Linked DNA regions of Homo sapiens: region 2 is linked to region 1. A link is a loop called in an ENCODE intact Hi-C map of the cell type or tissue named here. Cell type or tissue: endothelial cell of umbilical vein. All regions are shown on one strand. Each heading gives the region's core, and the rest is flanking DNA. Links, peaks and the distances in the headings are about the cores only. Region 1 overlaps CAVIN1 (caveolae associated protein 1). Region 2 overlaps STAT5B (signal transducer and activator of transcription 5B).

Region 1 (5,000 bases), core at 1-5,000:
GAATCACATGAGGTTGGGAGTTCAAGACCAGCCTGATCAACATGGAGAAACCCCGTCTCTACTAAAAATACAAAATTAGCCAGGTGTGGTGGCACATGCCTGTAATCTCAGCTATTTGGGAGGCCCAGGCAGGAGAATTGCTTGAACCTAGGAGGCGGATGTTGCGGTGAGCCGAGATCGTGTCATTGCACTCCAGCCTGGGGAGCAAGAGCAAAACTCCATCTCAAAAAAAACAAAAAAACTAAAAAACAAAAACCTCCTCTCACTAGGATTGCTTCCTTATGTTGTAGTTTGAGACCTTTCATGAGGCACTAGGAAGATGGCATTGGCTATAAGAAGTCTGCAGCTCTCTCCCCAGTCCCATTCACTTCCAAGTTCAGCTGGCAAAGACCTTTATCTAGGAAGCCACAGGCCAGGAAAACCAGCCAGCTCAGCCTTTAGGGGTGGGGTGGAGCAGGCAGCAGGGGTAGGGGAGAAGCGGGGGATGCTGGGGGTAGGGCAGAGAGACAAAGTGGATTTGTTTTCCAGCAGCTGGGGCTGTTTCCTGACTATTCCCTGCCTGTCACCCTTAATCCCTCCCTAGCCTATTCACATTGTCTGAGTTTAGTGAAAGGAGGGGCTCTCTCCACCCTTTGGTGGGGCGTGGGTGGGTTTTTAAGTCTGGGAGGTTATGAAGGAAAGATCAGAGCTGAATTTTTTTTAATATATATATATACTGGGGCTGCAGGTAAATTCTGGGTGGAGATGGATGAAGAGGGTTTAGATCCTACAATGATGTATAAGTCTTAAATGATATGCACTCCAGTAGCAGGCAGGGTAAGGGTGATTGTAGGAGCCCCAAAGTGAATGACTGGAAATCAGAGGGAATGCAAAGAGAAGTTGAGACTCTCCTACACTCAGAACAAGGAAAACACCCTTCAATGCCTCAGTGAATGATAAGAGGCAGAGGGATAAACAAAATGCCCTAGGATTGCCCATGATCTGCACTAAGCCGTCTATGGCAGGTAGAGACTACAAGTCCCAGCATGCCCTGTGCCCAGGTCACCTTGCCTGCTGGGAGGTGTAGTTGGGTAACAGAGAGCTGGAGGTGGCTTGGTGCCCAGCAGAGCTGATGCCCAGATGAGAGAAGAGGTGGAGCCAGCATTCCCTCTTTGTCCCTGCTAATGCTATTGACAAGAAGGGAAGGAAGTTGGGAGAGGGTGTTCCTAGTTTTCAGTGTAAACCAGGAAACTCTGGGGGGATGTTGATGGGAGGGAAGAGGAAAGAGGTTGGGGGCTGGGGAAGGAATTTCTGTAGCAGGTGGTGCAGAGATACCGAGCAGCCTATGTATAGGGGTGTGTGTGTGTGGTGTCAGTGAGAGGACTCAGTTTATGTTGCCTTAATTTCTTAGGGGACAGGATTTTTCTTATAATTCTGGGAAATGGTCTTCAGAAAACCCTTTAGAAAAGCGACTATCTCTCGTTCCTTCATTTGAAGTCACTAAAGGGAGTCTGGGCCAAAGAGATCCTATTGATGATCTTGGTCTGCCCTTTCCCTTTCTGTGCTCAGCCTCCCCTGCTCTCTGATGAGGGTGGAGGTGGGGGAGGGAGTGATCCAGAGATTCTGAAATGTTGGCCAGAGTCAAGATCTTGGAAAATCTTCCCGGAATGGAAAGCAGTTCTGGTGCTAAGTCCTCCAAGGAGAAGACAGAAAAGCAAAGAACTGGTTCTGAGCTCCAGGGTCATGGGGAATCTGAGACCACCCATCCTACTCCTAGACCCCTGAGCTCAGGCTTTGTGCTGGGGGCAGGGGGTAGGGAAAGCAAGAATTGAAAAGTAATCTCTCTTCTATCCCAAAGTAGGGAAGTCACAACCAGAAGAAATGTCCAGACTGGGGAGAAAACATGTCCGTGGCTCCCAGCCAGCTTCTTCCTCTTTCCAATATCAATTTCTAAATGTGGGGGAGGGGGAGAATGACCACTGGTGGAGCCAAACAGTATGAAGGAGTCAAAGAAGGTGGAGGTGGGGGAGGGTGGACCACAGTTCTCCATCTCTAAGGCTGGTTCTGAAATAGCTTGAGGCCAGGAGCAGTGGCTTATGCCTGTAATCCCAGCACTTTGGGAGGCCAAGGCGGGTGGATCATTTGAGGTCAGGGGTTCGAGACCAATCTGACCAACATGGTGAAACCCCGAGTCTACTAAAAATACAAAAAAATTAGCCAGGTGTGGTGGCGCATGCCTGCAGTCCCAGCTACTCAGGAGGCTGAGGCAGGAGAATTGCTTGAACCTGGGAGGCAGAGGTTGCAGTCAGCAGAGATCGTGTCACTGCACTGCAGCCTGGGCGACAAAGCGAGACTCCATCTCAAAAAAAAAAAAAAAAAGAAATAGCTTGAGTCTAGGAAATGCACTTCCTTTACTTTACCTGCTTGGGTGGGTAGGTGCAGCTGTGGGCTCAAACCCCTACCCGCTTTCAACTTAGACACTCCCACCACTTGCTTTTCGGCCTGGCTCGGGCAGTGTGCGATTTGCGGCACCAGAGGGCGCTCCGCCCATTTCCAAAGTGGAGCTGTGTCTCCCGAGGGCCGTAGTGGTTTAATATCATCTACGGGTGGAAAGGGATCAGGACAGGGTTGGACGACCACAGAGATTTTAGCCCAAGTGCAATTATTACGCAACCCCATCTCCGACCCGAAGTTTGGTCCCCTGCTCCCGCGGTCTGTTTAGTCACCATTCGTTCAACACACATGTTTTTTAGAGAATGGCGGCGCGAGGCCGGGCGCAGTGGCTCACGCCTGTAATCCCAGAACTTTGGGAGGCCGAGGCGGGCGGATCACCTGAGGTCGGGAGTTCGAGACCAGCCTGACCAATATGGAGAAACACCGTCTCTATTAAAGATACAAAATTTAGCCGGCGTGGTGGCGGGCGCCTGTAATCCCAGCTATTCGGGAGGCTGAGGCAGGAGAATTGCTTGAACCCGGGTGGCGGAGGTTGCGGTGAGCCAAGATCGCGCCCACTGCACTCCAGCCTCGGCAACAGATCGAGACTCCGTTTAAAAAAAAAAAAAAAAAAAAAAACAAGGAGAGAGAGAGAGAAAGAATGGCGACGCGGGGTTGGGGGGCCGGAGATGGGTGATATGTTGCCCAGGCTGGTCTCGAACTCCTGGACTCAAGCCATCCTCCTGCCTCGGTCTCCCACAGCGCTAATATTACAGGCGTGAGCCTACACACATTTATTGAGCGCCCGCCAGTTTCCTGGGGACCACGAGCGTCCCATGCTCCCCTCTCTCCAGGATCGTCACCACCCTGACTCAGGCTCGCCCACATCCGCCTCCTCCGACGCCTCTCATGTCCCTTCTCCTCTTCCCTTAGGATGAAGTGAAGCTGCCGGCCAAACTGAGCATCAGCAAATCGCTGAAAGAGTCGGAGGCGCTGCCAGAGAAGGAGGGCGAGGAGCTGGGCGAGGGCGAGCGGCCCGAGGAGGACGCAGCGGCGCTGGAGCTTTCGTCGGACGAGGCGGTGGAGGTTGAGGAGGTTATTGAGGAGTCCCGCGCAGAGCGTATCAAGCGCAGCGGCCTGCGGCGCGTGGACGACTTCAAGAAGGCCTTCTCCAAGGAGAAGATGGAGAAGACCAAGGTGCGTACCCGCGAGAACCTGGAGAAGACGCGCCTCAAGACCAAGGAAAACCTGGAGAAGACGCGGCACACCCTGGAGAAGCGCATGAACAAGCTGGGCACGCGCCTGGTGCCCGCCGAGCGGCGCGAGAAACTGAAGACGTCGCGGGACAAGTTGCGCAAATCCTTCACGCCCGACCACGTGGTGTACGCGCGCTCCAAGACCGCGGTCTACAAGGTGCCACCCTTCACCTTCCACGTCAAGAAGATCCGCGAGGGCCAGGTGGAAGTGCTCAAGGCCACCGAGATGGTGGAGGTGGGCGCCGACGACGACGAGGGCGGCGCGGAGCGCGGGGAGGCCGGCGACCTGCGGCGCGGGAGCAGCCCCGACGTGCACGCGCTGCTGGAGATCACCGAGGAGTCGGACGCCGTGCTGGTGGACAAGAGCGACAGCGACTGAGCCGCCCCCGCTGCCACCCACCCCATTCCTCGCTCCTTCCGAACTTCCTCTTTCGCATTCTCTCTCGGCTCGAGCTGGCTGAGATTTTTCTAAATTGAAAACACGCCCCCCTCCCCACACCTCCAGGAACTCCACTCCCAGTCTTAGAGCTGTTAGGACCCGATGGGGAGGCAGCCCCCGCAGTGGACAACCCCCGCTTGGACACAGTCCGAGTGGAATGGGAAGGGAATGGTCAATCCCTGTCCTGGTTGTCCAAGTCGGGATCTCAGAGGAAATTGCAGTGATTCCACGGTTAGGCCCCCCTGGGGGGGCTGCCTTCCCCTCAGCCTCTCCCCACACCACCCACCCAGCTGCTGTCATTCCGCTCACTGAGCTCTTCTTCATTCTCACCCTGATCCCTGGGGGACTCAAAGCCAAAACTGCCCAAAGAGGAAAGATTGAATCCTAAAGGGGATCCCTGCCCCCATGGGAGGCCCCCTACTAGAAGGACGTGAAAGCAGCTTTTGGGGGAAACTGAGGCAGTGGGGAAGACAGAGCAGAATGAGCCCTCACCCTGGCTGGGGGTCCAGCACAGGCTGTATCTGCAGAGGGTCCCAGAGGAACGCTGGAGCCAAGAGAAGCCCTGGGAAGGAGGGGTGGGGAACGACATGCATGTGAGGGATGGCACACTGATGTGTTTATGCACCTGTACACAGGAGCGCATGGCCATGGCTTTGGAAAGGAGAATGGAAAAATAGAAGAAGGTCGGCCGGGCTTGGTGGCTTATGCCTGTAACCCCAGCACTTTGGGAGGCCGAGGTGGGCGGATCACCTGAAGTCAGGAGTTCGGGACCAGCCTGGCAAACACCCCATCTCTACTAAGCGAAAACCCATCTCTACTAAAATTACAAAAATTAGCTGGGCATGGTTGCGCATGCCTGTAATCCCAGCTACTTTGGAGGCTGAGGTGGGGAG
Region 2 (10,209 bases), core at 2,857-7,856, 180 kb after region 1:
AAATAGGAAATTATCCAAGTCCTTATTTCCTTCAGAGTACACAGAACCCTTTCCTTTTCCTTGCATTTCTCGGAGCAAATAGCATAAGCACCAAGCACATCATTGAGAGAAAGGAAGAAGGGCAGCACATTGTTAAAAATTTTTTTTTTTAAAAGAAGGAAATCTACTGTATAATCCAACTATTTAGTAAATTACAAATAGATTAACATAGGCATTGAGTCCATTTCTGTTGGGCTGTTTCTTAAAATTTGCAGTGAGGATTAAAAACATCACTTTAGTTGAAGAAAAAGTAGGATGTGTTGAGGCTGTATTTATACAGGCTCACGTGCATGTATGTATACAGATTATGTAATTTTTTTCCCCTAGGGACTCAGTAGATCTTGATAATCCACAGGAGAACATTAAGGCCACCCAGCTCCTGGAGGGCCTGGTGCAGGAGCTGCAGAAGAAGGCAGAGCACCAGGTGGGGGAAGATGGGTTTTTACTGAAGATCAAGCTGGGGCACTATGCCACACAGCTCCAGGTGGGTGTGGGCTCTGGGGTCACACTTAATTACCTTCCCTTGGGGGTCTTCTTCCTGTAGAGACTTTCTTTCTCTCCTTCAGTCCAGCATTGTTGAGTTACACGTGCATAAGGTTCTTGTTGTGTGGTTTTGGTCTTTTTTTTTTTTTTTACTTTTTATTTGAGAATAATTTCATACTTCCAGAAAGTTACAAGAATCATACAAAGATTCCCCACATATGCCCATATTCACCTGTTGTTGACTTTTATGTTGTCATATACTCCTCGCTGTCTCTCGACACACACGTTTTTCAGTCACTGGAGAGTAAGTTGCATACCTTGTGTCCCTGCACCAGTAAGTACCTCTGTGCATTTTCTATTTATTTATTTATTTATTTATTTATTTATTTATTTTTGAGACGGAGTCTTGCTCTGTCGCCCAGGCTGGAGTGCAGTGGAGCAATCTCAGCTCACTGCAACCTCTGCCTCCCGGGTTCAAGCGATTCTTCTGCCTCAGCCTCTCAAGTAGCTGGGATTACAGGCTCCTGCCACCATGCCTGGCAGTTTTTTTTTTTTTTTGGTATTTTTAGTGGAGACGGGGTTTTGCCATGTTGGCCACAGTGGTCTTGAACTCCTGACCTCAGGTGATCCGCCCACCTCAGCCTCCCAAAGTGTTGAAATTATAGGCATGAGCCACTATGCCCGGTCCCTCTGTGCATTGTCTTTTTTTTTTTTTTTTTTTGAGATGGAGTTTCACTCTTGTTGCCCAGGCTGGAGTGCAGTGGCGCGGTCTCGGCTCACCGCAACCTCCACCTCCCGGGTTCAAGTGATTCTCCTGCCTCAGCCTCCCAAGTAGCTGGGACTACAGGTGCATGCCACCACACCCGCCTAATTTTTGTATTTTTAGTAGAGATGGGGTTTCTCCATGTTGGTCAGGCTGGTTTCGAACTCCCGACCTCAGGTGATTCACCCTCCTCGGCCTCCCAAAGTGCTGGGATTACAGGCATGAGCCACCGCACCCAGCCCCTCTGTGCATTTTCTAAGAATGAACCTTGTCTTGCATGGTTATAATACACTGATCAACTTCACTAAATTTAGCATTGATATAATACTTTTAGGTACTCATCTGGATTTCCATTTTGTCAACTAATTCAAACATGTCCTTTAGGGTATTTTTCCCCGCTGCAGTCCAGAATCCAGCCCAAGATCACATATTGCATCTAGTCATCATGTCTCTTTAATCTCCTTTAATCTGGAACCATTTTGCAACCTTACTTTGTCTTTCATTACATTGGCATTTTAAAATAATTAATGTAGGCTGGGTGCAGTGGCTCACACCAGTAATCCCAGCACTTTGGGAGGCTGAGGCGGGTGAATCATCTGAGGTCAGGAGTTCGAGACCAGCCTGGCCAACATGGTGAAACCCCATCTCTACTAAAAATACAGAAATTAACTGGGTGTGGCAGTGGACAACTGTAATCCCAGCTACTTGGGAGGCTGAGGCAGGAGAATCTCTTAAACCTGGGAGGCAGAGGTTGCAGTGAGCCGAGACCGTGCCATTGCACTCCAGCCTGGGTGACAAGAGTGAAATTCCATCTCAAAAAATAATAATAATAATTCATGTACCCCCTGCTTTTTAAAGATAAAATGTTCCTCATTTGGGGTTTGTCTGATGTTTCCTCATGATTACGTTAACATTGCACATCTCCGAGCAGACTTCTAAATATAGTTGGCTGTCCATGTCCATGGGTTCTGCATCCTGATTCCACCAACCGCAGCTCAGAAATATTCAGGAAAAGAAAAAAAGTAAAAACAAATAGAAATAAAGATATGACAGAACAGCTATTTACATAGCATTTCTTTTGTATTAGATAGTATAAGCAATCTATAGGTGGTTTAAAGTGTATGGGAGGATTGTATGCATTCTATGCAAAACGATGCCATTTTATATAAGGAACTTGAGCATCTGCAGATTTTGGTATCCAAGTGGGTCCTGGAACCAGCCCCCACAGATGCCAAGGGACAATTGTAGGTGACTTGTCCTTCTCGGGTATCACATCCAGAGGGGGGCAGTGTCCCTCGTCCCCTCATTGGTGGTAGTAGTTTTGATTGCCCATTTGAGAGTGGCATCCAGTTTCTCCTCTTGCGAGGCTTTTAAAACTTATTTATTCCGTTTTTAAGAATGTTCCCCGGATACTTTAGGCAAATTAAGATGCAAAAAGTAAAACAGCACTTTGGGAGGCTAAGGCAGGTGGATCACCTGAGGTCAGGAGTTCGAGACCAGCCTGGCCAACATGGTGGAACCCCATCTCTACTAAAAAGACAAAAATTAGCCAGGCGTGGTGGCGGGCCCCTGTAATCCCAGCTACTCGGGGGGCTAAGGCAGGAGAATTACTTGAACCCAGGAGGCAGAGGTTGCAGTGGCCCGAGGTTGTGCCACTGCACTCCAGCCTGGGCAACAGAGTGAGACTCAGTCTCAAAAAAAGAAAAAAGAAGTAAAACAATCTTACCTTTTCACTGCAATTGGATTTCCATGATGTGCCTTCTTGTTCCTGTTGGTATTGGAGGAACAGTGCCTCCTGTGATTCAGGAGGTCCCTCAGGAGGCTCCCCATCCTGAGGCATGGTTAGGGCCCATAGTGTGGAGTGGCACAAAGTGATGTCTGCTGTTGGATTCTTTCAGAACACGTATGACCGCTGCCCCATGGAGCTGGTCCGCTGCATCCGCCATATATTGTACAATGAACAGAGGTTGGTCCGAGAAGCCAACAATGTGAGTGTCCCATAGGGATGGGGAGGGCAGTCGGGAAGTCTTTTCTTACCCACCTCCCTCTGGACCCACCTTTGTCAAGGTGACTCAGGGTGCACTATTGGTGTCTCTTTAAAGAGAGCTTCATCCTAAGGGGCACAAAAGAAATAGGAGACTTGACTGAGTGCAGCCCAGCACTTTGGGAGGCTGAGGCAGGCAGATTGCCTGAGCCCAGGAGTTCGAGAGCACCCTGGGCAACATGATGAAACCCCGTCTCTACCAAAAATACAAAAAAATTAGCTGGGCATGGTGGCATATGCCTGTAGTCCTGGCTGTTCGAAAACCTGAAGTGGGAAGATCCCTTGAGCCCAGGAGGTAGAGGCTGCAGTGAGCCATGATCGCACCCCTGCACTCATGGGTGATGGAGTGAGACCCTGTCTCAAAAAAAAAAAAATGAAATAGAAGATGTGGTCTCTGATCTTAACTGATTTATAACCTTGATGAGATTGCAACCACAAGACAATGTGAACAAGTGCAAAGTAATTCAACCTCAGCTGAATAATTTTTTAGTAAAGGCATGCTCATATTCAGGTGAGAATACTTAGGAAAGACTTTTCCCTAGCCCCTGAATCAGGTGTGGAAGGAGTGGTCTGATCAGGTCACTTACAGGGCTGGGTCCACAGAGACCTTGTTTATGCCTCCCCCATCACTTCACCCTGGGGTCTCCAGGATGCCTGCAAGAGGTTTGGCCTCTTCCATGGTGGAAGCAAATGATTCCATCACGAGAATATCTTGAGTGAGGACACAGATGATGTGTGTTCACATGGCCCTGCTCCCCATGGCCTCCCTAATGCTTAATGCCGTCCTTGCATTGGGTCAGTGAGTGGAAGAGGAATCACTCCACCTCCTCATTAGTAGGAAAACCCAGGTGACACTGGACCAGGTTACGTTCTAGTTTCTCCAAAGGTAATTCAATGGACCTCGTTTGGAATACTCTGGTGGAGGTCAGATCTGAAATGGAAGCTTCTCCCATGCTTTGTGATCTGAGCCATGATCTGTCCGCTCACCTGTTTCTCACTTTTCCCACTCCACCCTGTGTCTCATGATGACGTTTGCTTTTCCTCCCGACTCAAAATTTACCTTTTGGGGTCTTACCCTGGTTGTAGGAGCTGGCTTTTCCTGGGGATTAAGGCCTCAGTCTTCCTCCCATTCGCACTGCCTTGCACTGCCCCCCATATGTTCCCAGGGTAGCTCTCCAGCTGGAAGCCTTGCTGATGCCATGTCCCAGAAACACCTCCAGATCAACCAGACGTTTGAGGAGCTGCGACTGGTCACGCAGGACACAGAGAATGAGTTAAAAAAGCTGCAGCAGACTCAGGAGTACTTCATCATCCAGTACCAGGAGAGCCTGAGGATCCAAGGTGAGGCGCGGTGGAGGCACATTGTGCAACTTGAGGATTGGGCCTGGGGACTGGAAAGCAGCTCTGGTGGGGTTGGGAGAAAGCACACTTTCCATTCGGAGGCAGCGACCTTTCTCTGAGTAGCAGGGACTTATTTGCATTGAAGACAGTGCTGAGAGGATGAGATTTAGGAAGGGGAGATGACAGGACCCCCCGCTTAAGTGCATATCTCACTCAGGTCCCCACATCCAGGGAGCTTCTGAGCTGCCAGGGAAGACATTTCTTCTTTTGAGAAGGAGCTCACAGTCTAAATAAATACTAGCAAACAATACTTTTGTATATAGTAGGCATATTATAAGTGGAGCTTTATTGAAATGATAAATAGGAAATTATATAATTACATGTTTAAAAATTTTTCTGGCTGGGCACGGTGGCTCACACCTGTAATCCCAGCACTTTGGGAGGCTGAGGCAGGCGGATCACCTGAGGTCAGGAGTTCGAGACCAGCCTGGCCAACATGGTGAAACCCCGTCTCTACTAAAAATACAAAATTAGCTGGGCATCCCAGTGGCGCATGCATGTAATCCCAGCTACTTGGGAGGCTGAGGCAAGAGAATCTCTTGAACCCGGGAGGCGGAGGTTGCAGGGAGCCGAGATCTCACCATTGCACTCCAGCCTGGACAAAAAGAGCAAAATTCTGTCTCAAAAAAAAAAAAAAAAAATTCTAAGCTGGGAGTGGTTTTGCACACCTGTAATCCTGGTGCTTTGGGAGGCCAGGGCAGGAGGATCACTTGAGGCCAGTAGTTTCAGACTAGCTTAGGCAACATAGTAAGACCCTATCTCTAAGGGGGAAAAGAAACCTTTCTAAGCAGGTACGTGTAAGTACTAAGGACCTGTATATGATTTCTAATGTTCTATGCAGTTATTCACAGAGGTCTTCCTGAAACAGAGTACACTTAACGCCCCTTAGGTAGCCCTTATGGACAGAGCTTCCCTAGCCTGGTATAAATCCTGCTTAGTAGTTGGGGCACAGAGAGCTTCAGTCTGTGGTGAGGCTGTGGAGCCCCACCAGCGCCCCCTTTTGACCCTGTAGCAGTTTGGCAGTTTGAGCTTTAATAGTTTCCTCTCTGCTTCCATGCCCAGCTCAGTCTCAGAGAAGCCTTGGCTCAACCACCCAGCCCCTCCAAACACACACACACACAGCACACACAGACAACACAGCACACACACACACCACACACATCACACACACAGCACACACACACACAGCACACACACCCCCCACAGCACACAGAGACACACAGTGCACACACACAGCACACACACACCACACACAGCACACACACAGACACACAGCACACACACACCACACCACACACACCACACCACACACAGCACACACACACCACACCACACACAGCACACACACACCACACATAGCACACACACACACCACACATACACACCACACACACATAGACACACAGCACACACACACACACACAGCACATGCTCCTCTAATTCCATGTATGTAGGTTCCATTTTATGTCTATAGTGATACTACTTATTTACTCTTTATCTTCTCCACTGGAATATAAATCTTTGAGAAGGGACTATATCTTTTATCTCTGTACCCTGAGGCCAGCACAATGCCTGAAACATAACAGTTATTGAGTAAAGGTTGACAGGATGATTCTAGCCTGTCTTCCTTTTTTATCTGAATCCATCCTAGACTGGCCCTAGAAGAAGGGCAGCTCCTTCAGAGAATGGAAACGGAAGATTTGGGATGGCTATTCCTACCCAAGTCCTTAGACTGTCAACAGTATTTCTGATCCCGTGCCTGGCTTTTCTGTTTCCTGTGCATGGTGGCGGATTAGGTTTGGATTCAGGTTGGGTTTGGATCTATCACGCAGTGTCTTCTCAGTCCCATTTGTCAAGTTCACTCAGCAGAAACACAGACTATTGATCTGCTTTTGCCAGGGAAGGCTCAGCTGCCTCCAGTGGAGTAGGGAAATTGCTTCCCGTCTCCCTGGCCTCCTTCCCAAAAGCTTCTGCAAATTTCCAGGAGAGCCCTAAGTGGGTCCCTTGCATAGGAAGGCTGGGCCCAGGTGTTGGGATCACCACCACCCTCCCTGTGGCTGGGCAGGATTCCTGAGGTAGCCGTGCAGATACCTTGGATCTGTCCGTCCCTGGATGATCCTCTTCCTGCTCGATACCTGCAGTGAGATTGGAGCCATATTTCTGAGTTCTAGCTCTGGGCTGTTCCTGGCTACATAGAGTTGCTTTTGTCTGTCCCAGCTTGTGCATCCCATGGGTCAGGGCTGGGGTCAGAGTGACGTGGCCCTCAGGGGCCAGCCAGGAGCTCGACCAAGACATGCTGGTGCGCGCATCTTCTGACTCAGCTCAAGCAAGGACTCTGGGCTGTTGAGAAGGTGATGGGAAGGGATTAATAGTCCCAGTGTGGTGGAGACGGGCTGTCGCTGGGAGGGTGGGGTGGGCCTGCGGTGGTGGTTGTAACTGTGGACATGTTTACTTTCTTAGCCTGGGTTATTGATACACAGGTGCTCCTGTGTTCCACGTTCCCTGTGTCTTACCTATTTCATAATAATTTTTAAAAGGTAATGAGGCCTAACTTACTCCCTGTCCCGCCATCAATGAGACTCCTCACAGATGGTGTGGAGGGAAGCCGCCTCCCTTCGGCCTCCCTTTCCTGAGAGAATCTTGGTGGCTCTGCATCCCCAGTGGCCCTGGACATGCTCTCCCTCTGCGGTCTGTCTGTCTGTCCGTGTTCCCTGGTTGGTTGGCTGGGTTCACAGTGAGCTCACCTGGACAAACATGCTGGGCCCCTTCCAGCCTCTCAAGAATCTCATCCTCCCCTGAGGAGGGATTGCTGTGCTCAGGGACTAGACAGAGCCGCCGGGGCTGGGTTTCCCTGAAGAGGCCTTGCTGCGGGAGGGATGGGGCCGAGCAGCTGCTTGTCTCTGTCACCTCTTCTCTCTGTCCTGTTCCCCGTTAACCAAGAAGCACGAACCTCACACAGAGCTCACCCATGTCAGGCAGCTTTCTGGCATCTTCCATGTCCTCATGTATTTAATCTTAATGCACCCCACTGAGGCAGGTGCCGAGAATCTCCCGTTTTACACGTGGGGAAGCCAAGGCACAGGAAAGGAAAGCGATTTGCCCAGGTTCACCTGCAGTCAAGGGCATGGGCACACTTACACCCCAGACAGCCTGGACCCATGCTGGGCCGCGAGAAGAGGGCTGGCAGCCCTGTGAGGCAGGCGGGCAGGAGGCAGGCAGGCCTCCTCCCCAGCTGCCCCAGCACCCGTGTGCCCCCAGAGGGGACGGCTCAGAGTCAGGAGGCTGGCGAGCAGGGCCCAGAGGCGCCTCCTGGGGCACCCATTCATCTTGGCCCCCCTGGCTGTCAGGAACCCCGACTTGCCCTTAATGCAGTATCTGAGCCCAGGAGGGTCTCGCTCCAGAACGGGTGAGTGGGCTTCTCTGGGCCTCCTGTTGGACACTGGGAGGTGATGGTCATGGTTTCCTCTCCCCTCCTCTAGCTCAGTTTGGCCCGCTGGCCCAGCTGAGCCCCCAGGAGCGTCTGAGCCGGGAGACGGCCCTCCAGCAGAAGCAGGTGTCTCTGGAGGCCTGGTTGCAGCGTGAGGCACAGACACTGCAGCAGTACCGCGTGGTGAGTGGGGTCCTGGGCCTCTCCTGGGCGTGGGTGCCATGAAGTCAGTCTCTGGGGACCCGAGGGAGGGCTGGGACCAGCATGAGAGCAGAACCTGGGAGGGCAGGAGGCCTTTTTTCCTGGGGGCCTTGCGAGGCAGAGCAGCTTGGGGAGAGGGAACGGCCTGGGCCCTGCCCTGCCATTTCCCAGCGAGGCCCTGCGGTGTTCTCTGGGAGCCCAGAAGGGGCTGCTCTCCTCCCTTCCCTCAGGAGCTGGCCGAGAAGCACCAGAAGACCCTGCAGCTGCTGCGGAAGCAGCAGACCATCATCCTGGATGACGAGCTGATCCAGTGGAAGCGGCGGCAGCAGCTGGCCGGGAACGGCGGGCCCCCCGAGGGCAGCCTGGACGTGCTACAGTCCTGGTAATGGTGTGGGGCGGCCAGCGGGCAGGGCAGGAGGGGCTGGTGGGGATCCCGGCTGCTTCTGCGTCCTGTGCTGGCTCCTGCAGCAGGCCCCCTCCATCCTGGGACAGCTCTTGTTTCTCCAGGGAGCCTGGTTCCTCAATCAGACTTTGGCCCCCATCCTGTGCACCTCCCCCAGGAAGGGGGCTGCTGTCCTGGAGATGGGACAGGGTTCGGGTGTGTGGGGTGATGCTTGGGCTGTTTGGGCCTAGTCAGGGTCGCCCCTCCTGTGTACGTCTCTAATTCTGGGAGGCAGGGAGCTCTGCTCTTCCCATGGGTGGGAAGTGTGGCGAAAGCACAGAGCCTTCCTGGGGGAACGGGAGCTGTGTCTTGGGGCCTGGCGTCTGTGCGGAGGAGCCATTGTCCTCCTGTTGGCCTTGGGGCTCTCGTGCAGGTGTGAGAAGTTGGCCGAGATCATCTGGCAGAACCGGCAGCAGATCCGCAGGGCTGAGCACCTCTGCCAGCAGCTGCCCATCCCCGGCCCAGTGGAGGAGATGCTGGCCGAGGTCAACGCCACCATCACGGACATTATCTCAGCCCTGGTGACCAGGTGACTGCTGCCTGTTTGCCATGCCCAGGAGCTTGGGGCAGCTCCTGCCTGCGTGGGGGGAGCCGCAGGTGCCTTCCAGACCAGCAGATCCACTTCCTGCCTCTCATCCCTCCCAACTCCATCTCCAGTTGCTGTGGCCCTTGCCCAGTTTCTCCTGTGGACACTGCAAGAGATGCCCTTGGGCTGCAGCCCATGCCAGCTTCTGTGTTATCTCACTCCCCTCTCCATCCTCTCCCTGGACTCTCACGGCTTCCCCAGGAACAGAGGCTGTGCCCGAGCTCTTCACCTCCTGAGCCCCTCGGGAGGCAGCCCCACCCCCACCACAGAGGGACTGAGAGCCCTTTCCCCTGCACCAGCCCCTCATCATGCATCTGTCCCTGTGTCCCCTGCAGCACGTTCATCATTGAGAAGCAGCCTCCTCAGGTCCTGAAGACCCAGACCAAGTTTGCAGCCACTGTGCGCCTGCTGGTGGGCGGGAAGCTGAACGTGCACATGAACCCCCCCCAGGTGAAGGCCACCATCATCAGTGAGCAGCAGGCCAAGTCTCTGCTCAAGAACGAGAACACCCGCAAGTAATTGTGCAGCTTCCTCTCATTCCCTGCTACTTGTCTCATGTCCTGGCAACAGGAAAAAAAGAATTCTGCCTCCTGTGTCAGATCCCTGTTTGCCCTTCTGGCCTCTTCTGGGCATCAGCAAAGGAATATAAGGAAGTTCTTGGGCCTGGTGTGGTGGCTCACACCTGTAATCCAAGCACTTTAAGAGGCCGAGGTGGGCAGATCACCTGAGGTCAGGAGTTCAAGACCAGCCTGGCCAACATGGTGAAACCCTGTCTCTACTAAAAATACAAAAAATTAGCCGGGCGTGGTGGCAGGCACCTGTA

What was found. Hi-C counts contacts between places; a loop is a spot of excess contacts. Peaks named below come from ENCODE experiments on the same cell type or tissue, not always from the same donor. Only the 100,000 strongest peaks of a DNase experiment are listed, where the experiment ranks them.
Region 2: a loop joins it to region 1, with 4 times the contacts of the local background. A loop is called at or near these places in 14 of 110 quality-filtered maps.

What each region holds. Positions count from the first base shown.
Region 1 is chr17:42,403,734-42,408,733 of GRCh38, reverse strand. It overlaps CAVIN1 (caveolae associated protein 1), which reads left to right. Exons shown (of 2, transcript NM_012232.6): 2 at 3,346-5,000. The coding sequence ends at 4,047. Among named protein-coding and RNA genes, the nearest start is that of CAVIN1, 17 kb to the left of the region's middle. RefSeq lists an enhancer at 2,374-2,423. In endothelial cell of umbilical vein, for the core only: a CTCF peak has its summit at 2,521 (motif pointing right); DNase peaks (open chromatin) are centred at 493, 1,123, 1,893 and 2,513; H3K4me3 peaks cover 453 bases; H3K27ac peaks cover 2,033 bases.
Region 2 is chr17:42,217,843-42,228,051 of GRCh38, reverse strand. It overlaps STAT5B (signal transducer and activator of transcription 5B), which reads left to right. Exons shown (of 19, transcript NM_012448.4): 3 at 367-523; 4 at 3,184-3,273; 5 at 4,496-4,670; 6 at 8,210-8,340; 7 at 8,589-8,740; 8 at 9,174-9,329; 9 at 9,722-9,901. Among named protein-coding and RNA genes, the nearest start is that of GHDC, 28 kb to the right of the region's middle. In endothelial cell of umbilical vein, for the core only: a CTCF peak has its summit at 5,733 (motif pointing left); a DNase peak (open chromatin) is centred at 5,701.